2 separate regions of the Homo sapiens genome follow, and region 2 is linked to region 1. A link is a loop called in an ENCODE intact Hi-C map of the cell type or tissue named here. Cell type or tissue: CD14-positive monocyte. All regions are shown on one strand. Each heading gives the region's core, and the rest is flanking DNA. Links, peaks and the distances in the headings are about the cores only. Region 1 overlaps PPP1R12B (protein phosphatase 1 regulatory subunit 12B). Region 2 overlaps SYT2 (synaptotagmin 2).

What was found. Hi-C counts contacts between places; a loop is a spot of excess contacts. Peaks named below come from ENCODE experiments on the same cell type or tissue, not always from the same donor. Only the 100,000 strongest peaks of a DNase experiment are listed, where the experiment ranks them.
Region 2: a loop joins it to region 1, with 3 times the contacts of the local background. A loop is called at or near these places in 15 of 110 quality-filtered maps.

What each region holds. Positions count from the first base shown.
Region 1 is chr1:202,480,023-202,488,358 of GRCh38, forward strand. The region is part of intron 13 of PPP1R12B (protein phosphatase 1 regulatory subunit 12B); the gene reads left to right. Among named protein-coding and RNA genes, the nearest start is that of PPP1R12B, 140 kb to the left of the region's middle. In CD14-positive monocyte, for the core only: no CTCF peak of the experiment used is centred there; DNase peaks (open chromatin) are centred at 3,519 and 4,219; H3K4me3 peaks cover 923 bases; H3K27me3 peaks cover 7,370 bases.
Region 2 is chr1:202,610,010-202,618,345 of GRCh38, forward strand. The region is part of intron 1 of SYT2 (synaptotagmin 2); the gene reads right to left. Among named protein-coding and RNA genes, the nearest start is that of SYT2, 96 kb to the right of the region's middle. In CD14-positive monocyte, for the core only: a CTCF peak has its summit at 4,588 (motif pointing left); a DNase peak (open chromatin) is centred at 6,252; H3K4me3 peaks cover 1,376 bases; H3K27me3 peaks cover 6,341 bases.

The DNA of each region.
Region 1 (8,336 bases), core at 240-8,239:
ACCAAGAAATAAGAGTTACCAAAAGACCAAAAGAAAAAATAGACAATAGGAACAAGTCCAGATACTGATATTATCAGACATGGACTTTAAAATAATTGTGATTAATATGTTCCAGGAAGTAGATAAGAAGTAGAGATTTTCACCAGAGAACTGCAGTCTGTTAAAAACAATCAAGTGGAAATTCTAGAAACAAAAAATCACTGAAATCAAGAAACTCAGTTGGTGAGTTTGCAGTAGTAGACCAGCTAAAGAAATGATTAGTGAACTGAAAGATTGGACAGTAGAAAATATCCAGAATGAAGCACAGAGAGATAAAAGGCTGGAAAATGCAGAAAAAGCATGATAAATCAGTAGAACATGGCCAGTAAGGTCTAACATAAATGATTGGAGTCCCAAGAGAAGACAGAAGCTAGCTTCATTTTTCACAGAACACCGTTTTTACTTCAAAGCATTACTGATGGTCAAACAATGGGTATTCACACCTGAGTAATTTGGCAGACATTTTCTTGAAAATAAAGTCAACCCATTGAGTATTTGTTGCCAATTAAAAATTTAAACTTTCAAGCAGAAATTAGAATTTTAGAAAACTTATATGCTACCGTGAGTAATATTATTGACAGCTTCCCAATACTTAAAGACTGTTCTAAGATCAAAGGTGATATTAAATAATTTATTTTTACTATTATTATATAATGTAGTATGTCAATATTGGGAAGATCTGCTTAATGCAGCAATATTTTACAAATGCACCAATATTTTACAAATGACTAATGAAGATATGTTACAAAATCATGCATGACTAAGAAGATTCTTTGAAAGTACAAGATAGACCAAAGGATTTCAATGTAACAGAATATGAAAAATCTATTAATATGTTTTAGAGCAGTGTTCCCCAACCTTTTTGGCACCAGGGACTGGTTTCATGGAAGACAATTTTTCCACAGACTGGTGGGGGCATGGGGTGTGGGGGGCAGTGATGGTTTTGGGTAAAACTGTTCTGCAGATCATCAGGCATTAGTTAGATTCTCATAAGGCATGCACAACCTAGATTCCTGGCATGGGCAGCTCACAATAGGGTTCACGTCCCTATGAGAATCTAATGCCGTGGCTGATCTGACAGAGGGCAGAGCTCAGGCATCAATGCTCACTTGCTCACCTCCTGCTGTACAGCGTGGTTCCTAACACGCCACAGATCAGTACTGGTCTGCAGCCCGGGGGTTGGGGACCCCTGTTTTAGAGTACACATTGTAACTAACCACCACTTGTGTTGGTGTAGCATCAAAGAAAAATATCTCCCGATTATCTGAGAAAGCTATCACAATACTCCTCGCTTTTCCAACTATGTATTTGTGCAAGACTAGATAGTCTTTATATATTTTAACCAAAACAATATATTGACTGCATAAACAGATAAGAGGATCCCACTGTCTTCTATTAAGCCAACATTAAAGAAATTTATGAAAATGTAAAACAATGCCACTCTTCTAATTTTTTGTTTTGGAAGATATAGTTTTTTTAATAAAAAAAAATTGATGTTAAAATGTATTAGGGCTATTATTTTCTTTTTATTTTAAAATTTATTTGACACATTACATATTTATGGAGGTACAGTTTGATGTTTTGATGCATATCTGTGTTGTATAATGATCTAATCAGAGTAGTTAGTATATTCATCATCCATGCATTTATCATTTCCTTGTGGTAAGAACATTCAAAAGCATCTCTTTTACCTATTTTGTAATATACAATATTTTGCTTTTAACCATAGTCACCTTACTCTGCAATAGAACATCAGAATTTATTCCCCCTGTCTAATTATAACTTTGAACCATAAACCAACCTCTCCCCATCCTTCTCTCACCTCTTCCCTCCCCAGTCTCTGGTAACCACTGTTCTACTCTCTGATTTTATGATATCAACTCCCCCCACCTTTTTTTAGATTGCACATATTAGTGAGATCATGCAGTATTTTTTTTTTCTGTGTCTGGCTTATTTCACTTAACCTGATATCCTCCAGGTTCATCTGTGTTGTTGCAAATGACAAGATTTTATTCTTTTTTTTTAATGGATGGATACTGTTCCATTCTGGATATACACATTTTCTTTACCCATTCTTCCATTTTTGAGGACTCAGTTTCATATTTTTGTTAACGTAAATAGTGCTGCCATAAACACGGTAAGGCAGATAACTCTTCAATATACTAATTTCCTTTCCTTTGGATGTGTACACAGTAGTGGGATTGCTGAATCATATGGTAGTTCTATTTTTACGTTTTAAAGGAACCTCCATACTGTTTTCCACAATGGCTGTACTAGCTTACAGTCCCACCAACTTGTGTAAGTGTTCCCCTTTTCTTCACATCCCTGCCAAAACTGGTTTTCTTTTGTCTTTTTGATAATGGTCATTCTAAGTGGTGTGAAATGGTACCTATTGTGGTTTTGATTTTCATTTCCCTGATGGTTTGTGATGTTGACCATTTTTTCATATACTCATTAGCCATTTGTATGACTTCTTTTGAGAAGTAAATGTCTGTTAAGGTCTTTTGCCCATTTTTAAAATCAGGTTTTTGTTTTTTTGTTTTGTTTGCTGCTAAGTTCCTTATATATTCTGGATATTAACTCCTTGTCAGATGTATAGTTTGCAAATTTTCTTTCCCATCCTTTAGGTTGTCTGTTTACTCTGTTTAATAGTTTCCTTTGCTATGCAAAAGCTTTTTAGTTTGTTGCAATCTCATTTGTCCATTTTTGCTTTTGTTTCCTATGCTTTTGAAGTCTTATTTAAAATATCCTAGCTTAGCCCCATGTCATGAAGCATTTCTCCTATGTTATCTTCTAGGTAGTTCCATAGTTTTGGGTTTCCATGTTAAGTCTCTAATCTACTTTGAATTGATTCTTGTATGTGGTGAGAGGTAGGGATTTACTCTCATTCTTCTGCATGTGGATGTCCCACTTTCCCAGCAGCATTTATTGAAGAAACAGTTTCTCCCCTAATGTGTGTTCTTGGCACCTTTGTCAAAAATCAGTTGGCTTTAGGTGTGTCAATTTATTTCTGGGCTTTCTATTCTGTTCCATTGGTCTACGTGTCTGTTTTTATGCCAGTACCATTCTGTTTTTGTTATTATACATTTGTAGTATATTTTTAAGTTATGTAGTGTGATGCTTCCAGCTTTCCACTCAGAATTGCTTTGGCTATTCATTTTTTTTTTCTGGTTTCCTATGAATTTTAGGATTTTGTTTTATTTCTATGAAGAACACCTTTTTTTTTTTTTTTTTTTGACATGGAGTCTTGCTCTGTCGCCCAGGCCAGAATGCAGTAGGCGCAATCTTGGCTAAGATATTAACAAGAAATTACAAAAGATAGAGAACTGGAAAGATAAACCTATGGAAGAGCTTCTAAGAGAAGCCCAAAAAGTATATGTAAAAAGAGAGAAAGACTGACAGAGGGAACAGAGGAAGTCTGTGCCCAAAATCCCAGTGAGTAGTTTGGTGGGAACGACGGTTACAGAACAGGTGACTCAGGATGACTCAGGTCAGAGCAGGTGATAGAGGCTAGGAGGGGGTTGTTTACTGAAGCTAGAGGCAAGAGGGTGAAGAGAACCAGGAAGTTAAGCTTTAAAATGGAGAATAGAGAATAAGAGAGCTGAATATACTGGCATACTGATTCTTTGAAGAGAAACTTGGAGTTCACTACATTTAACACCTACTGTTATAGTATTGCAGTCTATCTCTCCCTTTACCTCTAATAATATTTGCTTTATATATCTGGGCGCTCTGGTCTTGGATGGATGGATGTATTTATAGTTTTTATATCCTCTTGCTTAATTGTACCCTTTATCAATGTCTGATGACCTTCTTTGTCTTCTTTTACAGTTTTTGACTTAAAGTCTGTTTTATCTGACATGGTTACTCCTGCTCACTTGGTTTCCATTTGCATGGAATATCTTTTTCCCTCCCTTTACTTTTATTCTATGTTTGTCTTTAATGGTTAGGTGAGTCTGTTTTAGGCAGTATATAGTTGGGTCTTGTTTTTAATCCGTTCAGCCACTCTATATCTTTTAATTGGATAATTTAATCCATTTATATTTAAGGCTATTATTGATAAAGAAGGTCTTACTCCTGCTATTTTGTAAATTTTTTTTTCTGGTGGTTTTATAGATCCTTCGTTCCTTTCTTCCTCTTTTATTTACTTCTGTGGTTTGGTGGTTTTCTGTAGTGCTGAGCTTTGTTTCCTTCCTCTTTCTTGTTTGTGCCTCTGCAGTAATTTCTTTCTTTCTTTGTGGCTACCATGGGGCTAACATTAAAAGTCTTATAATAGAATGTTTTAAGCTGATAGCAACTTAACTTTGGTTGCATTAAAATACTCTAGACTTCTCTCTTTTGTTTCTGTAATTTACTTTTTTACCTGTGATTGTATTCCTTAGCTACTAATTGTAAGTGTCACGGGTTTTGACCATTTTGACTTTAAACCTTCGTACTAGAGGACTGAGAGACTTACATAGCACCATTAAATCACTGGGCTAGTCTGAATTTGATTTATGAATTTACCTCTATTGGTGAGTTTTATACTTTTACATCTTTTCATGAAAATAATTATAATCTTTTATTTCCAGTTATACCATTCTCTTAAGTATTTCTTGTAAGGCTAGTCTAGTGGTGATGGGTTTTTCTCAGCTTTTGCTTGTCTGGGAAGGTCTTTATTTTTCCTTCATTGGTGGTTGATAGCTCTGCTGGATATAGTATTCTTGGCTGACAGGTTCATTTTTTTCCCCCAAACACTCTGAATATATCATCTCATTCTCTCCTGGCCTACAGGATTTCTCCTGAGAAATCCAGGGGTACAGGGCTGCTGCTTGACCAACTATCAGGCCAAGCATGGGTACAGCAGGGCCACACAACCCTGCAGTGGTCTGTCTTTGGGGCAGGGCTGCTGCTAGACTGGCTGTCAGGCACAGTGGTGTGTGGCCACAGCAGGGCTGGGTGGTTCTGCAGCGGTCTGAGGGATGGAACCACGGTAGAACTGGTTGTTGGGCTGGATGTGGGTGTGCATAGGTTCAGCTGGCCAGCTAGCTGTGCAGTGCAGGTATGTACCGGTGAGGGGACTGGCCAGCAGTTAGGCAGTTTCCCCCCTGTGCAGCTTTGGCTGTTCCTGGGGTTGGGAGGGTAGTGTGCCACATGGGTTCAAGAGCAGAGGTCTCAGTTGTTGCATCTGGCTAGGCTTCAGGCAGCTAGGATTGTAGTGCTACAGGTGCCTGTGTGAACATGATAGAGTGATGGCAGGGCTACAGGAATGGAGAAAGTCCATTCCTGTACTGGACTACAGGGAAGGGCACATTCTAGTAGTAGGTTCAGTTTCAAGATGGTGCTGAGTAGCAGCAGCTTAGGATGTGAGGGTGGGGGGCAGGGGGTGCTCAAGGTGAGCTCCTACTCTAGGCAAAGTTAACTGTATGAACTCTACTCTCCAAACTGGATTCAGGGCCTGTGAGGACAGAGGGACTCTCCTATAGCAAGAATTTCTGGCATTTGTGGTAGCAATGGGGATCACTGGTGATCTCCAGCTTACGTTTTTCCCTTAAGAAGCCCCCTCTGGCTCCAGGCTGATCCTGGTAGGGAAGACAGTGTGGCAGAAGCAGAATACCTTGCTCCCCTCTCTATGGTGCTGCCCTGGACTTTTGTCTTCCACAGGGATTTTGCTGTTCCCCTAGTGCTCTCCCGAGTACTTCTTTGGTCATTTTAATTGAAATATCGTTGTTTATTCATTGTTTTGGTCCCTTTTTGTGGAGAGGATGGGCTTTAGGTAACTCAATTTGGCCATCCTGCTGACATCACTCCATCTTATCTAGGGCTATTTTAATATTATTATTATTGTTATTATTATTTGAGACAAGGTCTGGCTCTGTCAACCAGGCTGAAGTGCAGTGGTATATTCTCAGCTCACTACAACCTCTGCCACCCAGGCTCAAGCCGTCCTCCCATCTCAGCCTCACGAGTAGGTGGGACTACAGGCATGTGCCACTGCACCCGGCTAATTTTTGTATTTTTTGAAGAGACGAGGTTTTGCCATGTTGCCCAGGCTAGTCTCAAACTCCTGGGCTCAAGCCAGCTACCCGCCTGGGCCTCCCAAAGTGTTGGGATTACAGGCATGAGCTACTGCTCCTGGCTGCTATTATTTTTAAATAAATTAATAAATACATTTTTTAATTTTTAAATTTTAATTTCTAGTAAGATAAATATTAAACCCCATATAAACAAAAGCTCTCTGGGGTTCTCAATAATTTTAAAAAATATTAAAGGATCTTGAGACCAAAACAATTTGAGAACCACTGCTCTAGATATTAAAATAACAAATATATTCTAAGGGTATTGTTAACAACTTGATGCCACTAAATGTGATAATATAGACAAAATAGAAAATTTCTTAAAAAACAATTACCAAAACAGAAAATTTGAATAAGCCTAACTCTATTAAAGAAATGAACCCTTTATTTAAAACTTTCCCATAGGGGCTGGGCACAGTGGCTCACGCCTATAAACCAGCACTCTGGGAAGTCGAGGTGGGAGGATTGCTTGAGCTCAGGAGTTCAAGATCAGCCTAGGCAACATAGCGAGACCTCATCTCTACTAAAAATAAAAAAAAGTTAGCAGGGCGTAGTGGCGTGCACCTGTAGTCCCAGCTACTTGCAAAGGCTGAGGCGGGAAAATCGCCTGAGTCCAGGAAATCAAGGCTACAGTCAGCTGTGATCACGCCACTGTACTCCAGCATGGGCAACGAAGTAAGACTCAAAAATAAAAAACAAAACCTTCCCACAAGGAACACTGTAAACCCAGATGACTTGATTGGTGAACTCTTCCAATCATTTAAGGAGGAAATAACCCAAATCTTACACAAATTCTTACAGAAATAGACATGTAGAGAACACTCGCAATTCATATAACCTTAATTCACAAAGCTGACCAGCATATTACAAGAAGGGAAAATTATAAGCCAATTTCTTTCATGAATGTGGTAGGAATTCTAAACTAAATAATAGTGAATATGTTTAAAAATCTATATAAAAAGATGGTACATCTTGACCAAGTTGAGCTTGTCCCAAGAATTCAGTGTTGCTTTATCATTCAAAAATTATTCAGTGTAATTCACCTTCCTGACAGAAAAAAGGAGAAAAGCAATCATCTCAATATATGGGGAAGAATAGCATGTGATAAAGTTCAACATACACTAATGATTAAAAAACAACAACGAGAAACTCTCTTAGCCTATTTTCTATAGGAACAGAAGGGAATTGCTTTAATTTGATGAGTGGTATCTGCATAAATCTTACAACAAACATTACACTTAATGAAAAAATGCTGAAAGCATTCTCTTTGATGGCAGGATTACAGAGAATGAAAACTTACTATCATCACTGCTTTTCAGCATGTCCTAGAGATTCCTAGCCAAAGCATTAAGTCAAGAAAAGAAATAAAAATTGGAAGGATAGGAAAGAAGAAATAAAATTCTCATTTTACAGATGACATGATTCTGTGTGAACAGTAATACATTTACAAACACAATAGTCCCGTTATCCATGGAAGATACATTTCTTTTTTTTTTTTCTTTTTTTTGGAGACCTAGTTTCACTCTTGTCACCCAGGCTGGAGTGCAGTGGTGCATTCTCAGCTTACTGCAACCTCGGCCTCCAAGTTAAAGTGATTCTCTTGTCTCAGCCTCCTGAGTAGCTGGGATTACAGGTGCCCACCAGCACATCTGGCTAATTTTTGTATTTTTAGTAGAGACAGGGTTCCAGCATGTTGGTCAGGTTGGTCTCCTACTCCTGACCTCAGGTGATCCTCCCACCATGGCCTCCCAAAGTGCTGGGATTATAGGCGTGACCCACCACACAATACCTTTCAAGACTTCCAGTGGATGACTGAACCTACAGATAGTACAGAACCCTATATAAATACTATTTTTTCCTATAAATACATATCTACACTGAAGTTTAATTTATAATTAGGCACAGTAAGAGATTAACAATAATACTAATAACTAATAATAAAATAGAACAGTTATAACAAAATGCCAGCATCACTACTCTTGCACTTTGGGGCCATTATTAAGTAGAATAAGGATTACTTGAACATAAACACCGTGATATCACAACAGTGCATGATTTGCATCTCAGGAGGGACAGAATGGAACAGCATGAAATTTCACCACGCTATTCAGAACAGTGCACAATTGAAAATGTATGAATTGTTTATTGATGGAAGTTTTCATTTAATATTTTCAGACCACAGTTCACCATGGGTACTGAAACCACAGAAAGCAAAACCACAGATAAGGGGGAACTACTGTA
Region 2 (8,336 bases), core at 107-8,106, 130 kb after region 1:
ATGGTTTTAGGTCTAACATTTAAGTCTTTAATCCATCTTGAATTAATTTTTGTATAAGGTGTAAGGAAGGGATCCAGTTTCAGCTTTCTACATATGGCTAGCCAGTTTTCCCAGCACCATTTATTAAATAGGGAATCGTTTCCCCATTTCTTGTTTTTGTCAGGTTTGTCAAAGATCAGATGGTTGTAGATATGCGGCATTATTTCTGAGGGCTCTGTTCTGTTCCATTGGTCTATATCTCTGTTTTGGTACCAGTACCATGCTGTTTTGGTTACTGTAGCCTTGTAGTATAGTTTGAAGTCAGGTACTGTGATGCCTCCAGCTTTGCTATCTATGACAAACCCACAGCCAATATCATACTGAATGGGCAAAAACTGGAAGCATTCCCTTTGAAAACTGGCACAAGACAGGGATGCCCCCTCTCACCACTCCTATTCAACATAGTGTTGGAAGTTCTGGCCAGGGCAATCAGGCAGGAGAAGGAAATAAAGGGTATTCAGTTAGGACAAGAGAAAGTCAAATTGTCCCTGTCTGCAGATGACATGATTGTATATCTAGAAAACCCCATCGTCTCAGCCCAAAATCTCCTTAAGCTGATAGGCAACTTCAGCAAAGTCTCAGGATACAAAACCAATGTGCAAAAATCACAAGCATTCTTATACACCAACAACAGACAAACAGAGAGCCAAATCATGAGTGAACTCCCATTCACAATTGCTTCAAAGAGAACAAAATACCTAGGAATCCAACTTACAAGGGATGTGAAGGACCTCTTCAAGGAGAACTACAAACCACTGCTCAATGAAATAAAAGAGGATACAAACAAATGGAAGAACATTCCATGCTCATGGGTAGGAAGAATCAATATCATGAAAATGGCCATACTGCCCAAGGTAATTTATAGATTCAATGCCATCCCCATCAAGCTACCAATGACTTTCTTCACAGAATTGGAAAAAACTACTTTAAAGTTCATATGGAACCAAAAAAGAGCCCGCATTGCCAAGTCAATCCTAAGCCAAAAGGACAACACTTGTTATTATGTCTTTTTGTTTATAGTAATCCCAGTGGAGGTGAAGCGGCATTTCATTGTAGTTTTGATTTGCATTTCCCTGATGTCTAATGATGTAGCATATCTTTTCATGTGCTTATGGGCCATTTGTATATCTTCCATAGAGAAATATCTATTCAAATCCTTTGGTCATCTTAAAATATTTTGTCTTTTTATTATTGAGTTGTAAGAATTTTTATATATTCTGCATACCAGTTCCTTTTTGAACATATAATTTGCAAATATTTTCTCTCATTCTAGGGTTATATTTTCATTTTGTGTGTGTGTGGTGTTTTTTTGTTGTTTTTGAGATGGAGTTTCACTCTTGTTGCCCAGGCTGGAGTGCAATGGCACAATCTCAGCTCACTGCCACCTCCACCTCCCAGGTTCAAGTGATTCTCCAGCCTCAGCCTCCCAAAGTAGCTGGGATTGTTATAGGCGCTCACCACCATGCCTGGCTAATTTTTGTATTTTTAGTAGAGACGGGGTTTTACCATGTTGGCCAGGCTGGTCCCAAACTCCTGACCTCAGTTGATCTGGCCTCCTCGGCCTCCCAAAGTGCTGGGATTACAGGCATGAGCCACTGTGCCTGGTCATATTTTCAGTTTTTAATGGTGTCCTTTGAAGCAAAAAAGTTTTCAATTTTGATGATGTCCAATTTAGCTGTTTCTTTTGCTGCCATATTTTTGGTGCTATATCCAAGAAACCATCACTAAACCTAAGGGCACTAAGATTTACTCCTTTGTTTTCTTATGGGAGTTGCATAGTTTTAGCTCTCACATTCAAGTCTACAAGCCACTTATTTTTTAAGACAGGGTCTCACTCTGTTACCCAGGCTAAAGTGCAGTGGCATGATCATGGCTCACTGCAGCCATGGCCTCCTGAGCTCAAGTGATCCTCCAGCCTCAGCCTCCCGAGTAGCTAGGACTACAGCCATGTGCCATTACATCTGGCTAATTTTTAATTTTCTTCTAGAAATTAGGTTCCACTATGTTTCTACAATCCACTTTGAGTATGGCGTAAGGAAGGGGTTCACATTCATTCGTTTGTATGTGGATATCCATTTGGTATATAACATTTGTTGAAAAGACTATTCTGTCCTCCATCCAGTTGTCTTAGTTCCCTTGTAAAATATCAACTGACCACAAATATGAGGGTTTATTTCTGGACTCTCAATTCTATCTGTATGTCTAACCTCATGGCAATACCACACTGATTTTTTTTTTTAATAGCACCTGCCTACTATTGACCATACTGTCGTGATTACTGTAGCTTTGTAGTAAGTTTTGAAATCAGGCAGAATGGGTCTTCCAACTTTGTTTTTTGAGCCAAGGTCTCACTCTGTCACCCAGGCTGGAGTACAGTGGTGTGAACATGGCTCACTGCAGCCTTGACCTCCCGGGCTCAATTGATCCTCCCACCTCAGCCTTCTGAGTAGCTAGGACTACAGCCCCATGCCACCACAACTGGCTAATTTTTGTATTTTTGTAGAGAAGGGGTTTCACCATGCTGCCCAGGCTGGTCTCGAACTCCTGGGCTCATGCAATCCACCTGCCTTGGCTTCCCAAAGTGCTGGTACTACAGGCATGAACCACTGCACCAGGCCTGTTCTTCTTTAATCAGGATTGTTTTGGCTATTCTGGGTTCCTTGCATTTCCATATGAATTTTAGGACCACCTTGTTAATTTCTACAAAATAGCTGGAATTTTGATAGGCATTGTGTTGAATCTGTAGATCAGCTCAGGGATCATATCAACAACATTGAGTTTTCCACTATTTTCCCACTTATTTAGACCTTTAATTTCCTTCAAGATTGTTTTGTAGTTTTCAACTACACATCTTGCACTTCTTTTGTTCCTAGGTATCTTATTCTTTTTGATGTCATTATAAATGGAATTGTTTTCTTAATTTCACTTTCAGATTGTTCGTTGCTAGTGTATAGCAATATAATAGATTTTTGTATCTCAGTCTTGTACCCTGCCACATTGCCGAACTCATTGGTTCTTCCTTTTTTTTTTTTTTTTTTTTTTTTTTTTTCCAGACAGAGTCTCGCTCTGTCGCCCAGGCTGGAGAGCAGTGGTGCAATCTCGGCTCACTGCAACCTCCGCCTCCTGGGCTCAAGCAATTCTCATGCCTCAACCTCTCTAGTAGCTGGGATTATAGGCATGTGCCACCATGCCCGGCTAATTTTTGTATTTTTAGTAGAGACGGGGTTCCACCATGTTGGCCAGGCTGGTCTTGAACTCCTGACCTCAGGTGATCCGCCTGCCTCCACCTCCCGAAGTGCTGGGATTACAGGCATCAGCCACCGCGTTCAGCCTGAAATCATTTGTTCTAATAATTTGTGTGTGTGTGCATGTGTGTGTGTGCTGGTGGAGTCCTTAGGATTTTCTATATATAGAATCATGCAAATGAAGATAGTTTTCCATTTTCTTTTTCTTCCCTAATTGCCGTGGCTAGAACTTCCAGTCCACTGTTGAACAGAAGTGGTGACAGTGGGAATTCTTGTCTTTTTCCTGATCTTTGGGGGAAAATCTTTCAATCTTTCTTCATTTAATATAATGTAAGCTGTGGGCTTTTTGTAGATGCCATTTATCAGTTGAGCCTAGCTCCTCCATTCTACCCTTGCCGCTGGATTGGCAGTCCTCCTCCCCTTTCTGCAGACAGCTCCCCACAGCCGGTCCACGGTCCCTGCAGCACCCCACCCTCTCACTCTCCACTGCAGGGCAGGCAGGAGGCAGCACAGGCTGGGGGAAGAGGCTGAATGTAGTCCCAAGAATGCCAACCACTTGTCATTTGACTCCAAAAATCCCTTTGTGAAACTTGATTTCTTCAATATAAAATTGTGGAAAATAATACCTACTTTTCAGAACTGCCGTGAAAATTTTAAAAATAAATTTGGTTGTGTCTGGCACATAGAGGGCATTCAATAAATGTGGGTTGGATGTGAATCTGAGAAGTGTTCATTGAACCTTATCTGAGGCACCTGGAAGTGGCCCTGGCACCGTAGAGGGACCCAAGGTTCATGGTGGATGCAGGCCTTCTCTCCAGACTGACCGTCCAGAAATGGTCCTGTAGCAAAGTAAAGCTGCTTGGTGTCAAATAAACCAGCCAGGAATGAAGACGCTTAATGCTCCTGAGGTTCAGGGAATCTGCAGGCCAGGAATGAAGGGGGAGAACTGCATCTCAGGAGTGTTGGAGTCCCAGAAAAGGAGATTAGACTTCCCTCTATACCCAGCAGGAACCACTGAAGGGTGCTGAGCAGTTATAAGTGGGGTTTGTGAAGTTAGCTCCATGGGGAGTGGAGCAGGGAGGTTGGTTCCACAGACCAGAAATGGTAAAGACCTGCACTAGGATGGGAAGGTAAGGAATGGAGTAGAGAGAACAGATGTGAGAGACACATTCATTCATTCACTCACTCACTCAAGTATTTACTGAGCTCATATCATGCTTCCCTCATGGAATTTACCATGCACTTCACATAAGTGCATATAAAATTGTAATTATGAGAAGTGCAAGAAAGGAGAGCCATCTGGTGGTGGTGAGCATTTATAATGGGGCATACGTGAATTAATCTGGGAAAGCAAAAGTGCTTTCTTGAAAAATTGATGATTGAACTGAGACCTGAAGGGTGAGTATTTATCCAGGTAAAGAGGAGATGAAAGGGCAGCCTAGGCAGAGAGCACAGCCTATGCAAAGGCCCAGAGGTGGGATGCAGTGTGGTGAGTCCAAAGCCTGAGAGAAGGCCAGGGCAGCTGGAGTGGATGGATCACGGTTCAGGGTGAGGCTGGCAGGCCGGGCAGGGCAGGATCAGGAGCACCATAGGCCGCGTCAAGGAGTTTTGTCTTTCCCAAAGAGGAATGAGAAGCTGTGGGAGGCCTTTTAGGGTGGGGGCAGGGGTAACATGTACAAATGTATATTTTAAAAGTTTCGCTTTGGCTGTCGTGAGTAAAAAGACTAGGGTGGAGCATAACTCCAGAGGAAAGCGGGGAAAGAGTTGAAAACAGCCAATAACAAATGTCATCCCCGAGCTCTTATGAAAGACAGACGGCATTCCCGGGGAATCCACCAGAGGAAAATGACTTAGAGCTGCAGAGAGGGAATGTGGGGAGTCCATGAAGCAGCAGCAGCAGATTGGAAGCTTTTCCAGACTCCAACAAAACCAGGAGGCCATAGCTGCCCAGACAGCAAGGGAATAGAAGATGCCTGAGGAGGCTCATGTCAAAGGCAGGCATGGGCAGTGGGCCCAGAGAGTGGATGGGGTGGATTCAGGGCCCGTCTCTCAGTTATGCACCCAGTACATGGCACCAGGTGCTGAGACCAGAAGCCTTGGGGTCATCCTTCCCATCCATGTGGGGTCACCCCCCCACATCCCAGGTGTCTGCAAACTCATCAACCACCCACAATGCCTTCCAAATCTGGCCACTTTCCACCCTCCAGCTGGAGTACCACAGTAGCCTCCTATCTGGAAGCTTCCACTCCCCTCCACTCAGCCTGATCTCCACACTGCAGCCAGACTGATCTATTTAAAACCCTCCTGTGGCTTCTTGTCACATTTAGAATAAGATCCCTGCCTGGCCTGGCCCCTGGCTGGCTCCCACAGGCATTTCCTGTCCTTGCTCTCAGTCACGCAGTTCCTGCCATGCTGGCCTCTTGCCACCAGCCACAAACCCACCAAACAGACCCCCATCCCACAGTCTTGGCACTTACTCTCCCTCAGCCTAGAATGCTCTTCCTGGAGAAGTCTCCCTGACCTCCCTGGGCCACCATCAGCCCCTCTAGTCTTCTTTTCCCACCATGGTCCGTGGTGCCTACAACTTGTTCGCAATTCCCCACACTCCCTTGGCATTTCTGTGGTATTCACCTGGCAAAGCGCCAGCCCTGGAGAAATCCCACTGACAGCTTTCTCCTTCTCCATGGCTACCCCCGACTGCTGAGCCCCCTGGTGAAAATCCCCCCACAGTACAAGGGCAGCCTGTATCCCATCAATCCCCAGGATCACCCAGGCCCTCTGCACTGCACAGAAACTGCAGGAAACGCCTCCCCACCAGCTTCGCCTCCTCCTCCAGTTTCCGCAGGCCTGTGGCTCCCTCACACCCCTCCTCTCTCTTTGCTGTTATTTTAAAGAAAAGCAGAAGCGAGAAATCTCTCAAAATGTCCCAACCTTGGGTCAAACCACAGACCTTTCCTCCTGACCCCTTGTGAGTTGAGGGCTTTTCCTCTGGTTAAGCCAGTTCCCGTTCCTGCGCAGGATCCCTCCTGACTTCTCAGGAAGTCTTTGCCATCCCTGCCCTTTCTTGTGCCTAACATTTCCCCCTTCCCTCAGCTGAGGCTGGACCAGTCCAGTTTATCACATCACCCACCAAAAATGAGCCCCACCTGCTGCCTTGTTCTCCCCTTCGTGACCACGCACACACACTTGCACACACATACACATATGCACACACATATACACACGTGCACACACACGCACACATGGTCCCCATTTCGTCACGTCCACCTCACTCGTCAGCCCCTCCATTGTGGCTTCTGCCCCATCCCTCTGCTGAAGTAGCTCTTTGTAAAGTCATGGATGATGAACACAAGGTCACTAAACCCAGGGCGCATTTTCATTTTCCTTGAGCTGGACCCCTGAGCTGTGGTCAGCTGGCCGCTGCCTGCTTTTGTCATAACTGTGACTACTCCTCCTTCGGTTGCCTCAGGCTTGCACTTGAGGTCCTTCCCTTCTCAGCCATGGTGTCTCCCTGCGTGGTTCCTTCTGCACCCAGGCATCAGTGCCATCCTCTTCTGTCAGAGTCAAGCCACTTCCGAGCTCCAGGCCCACAGGTCAACTGGCCCCCGACATAGCTGCCTGATCTTCTGGGTCTCCTCTTGCTCGCCTCCAGTCAGTTCCGTATTTGCCACCAAGGCAATCTTCATAAAATGCAAAGCCAGTCATGTCGCCAAAAATGAAAAGCCATCCCAGGGAGACAGGCCGAAAGCCCTAGCGTGGCCTACAGCCCCTCATGCTCTCCATCCAGCAGCACCTCAGCTTTCCCTCCCTGGGTTGCTAACACCAGCCTACACTCCTTCTTTTGTTTCCCCTAATACACTGTATTACCCTCTTCGGGGCCTTTGTATATGCTGTGCCCCCTTCAAGGAGCCAAAGCCTATGATACAGTTTGGATCTGTGTCCCTGCCCAAATCTCATGTCAAATTGTAATCCCTGATGTTGGAGGTGGGGCCTGGTGAGAGGTGATTGGATCACAGGGTCAGATCTAGTGATAGTGAGTTCTCATGAGACTGGTCATTTAAAAGTGTGTAGCACCCCCCAACCCCCACTCCCTCGCCTCTTCCTCCTGCTCTGGCCATGTGAAGTGCTGGCTCCCTCTTCACCTCCCCCCATGATTGTAAGTTTCCTGAGGCCTCTCCAGAAGCCGAGCAGATGCCAGCATCATGCTTTCTGTACAGCCTGTGGAACTTCGAGCCAATTAAACCTCTTTTCTTTATAAATTGCCCAGTCTTAGGTTTTTCTTTATAGCAGTGCAAGATCAGACTAATACAGTCTACACATCTTTCTCAGCTCAAACAGTACTTCCAAGAACGCCTTCCTCCCCACACCCATGGCTCCCTCCTCCCCTACCCCCGCATCAAGGCCTCAACCACCTGCTTTCCCAGCTCTCCATTCTCATCCCCATGGTACTCATGCAGCTTGTGACTGTATAAGCAGCCACCTCATTGGTCTTACTCACTGCTGTTGCTCTAGTGCAGGCATTGGCCAACGGCAGTCCAGGGGCTAAATCCAGTCCCCCACCTAATTTTTGTAAATAAAATTTTGTTGGGACGCTCACTTGTTTACGCATTTTTTGTTGTTGTTGTTGTTGAGATGGAGTCTCGCTGTCTGCCAGGCTGGAGTGCAGTGGCACGATCTTGGCTCACTGCAACCTCTGCCTCCCAGGTTCAAGCAATTCTCCTGCCTCAGTCTCCCAAGTAGCTGGGATTACAGGTGCCCACCACACGCCTGGCTAATTTGTTGTAGTTTTGTAGAGACGGGGTTTCACCATGTTGGCCAGGCTGGTCTCGAACTCCTGACCTCAAGTAATCTGCCCACATTCAATAAATATGTGGGTCTGTAAATGATCAAGCAGGACAGACTTTGAGATTGGGTCACATTATGTCATTTCACAGAAGACACTGAATTCTGTGGGGAAGTGGCCTTCCCAGGGTCCCCCCGTGCAGTACAGGCTGGCTCTGGGCCCAGGGCTCTTTCCACAAACCATGTTAAGACTCAGTTGTCATCAGGCTA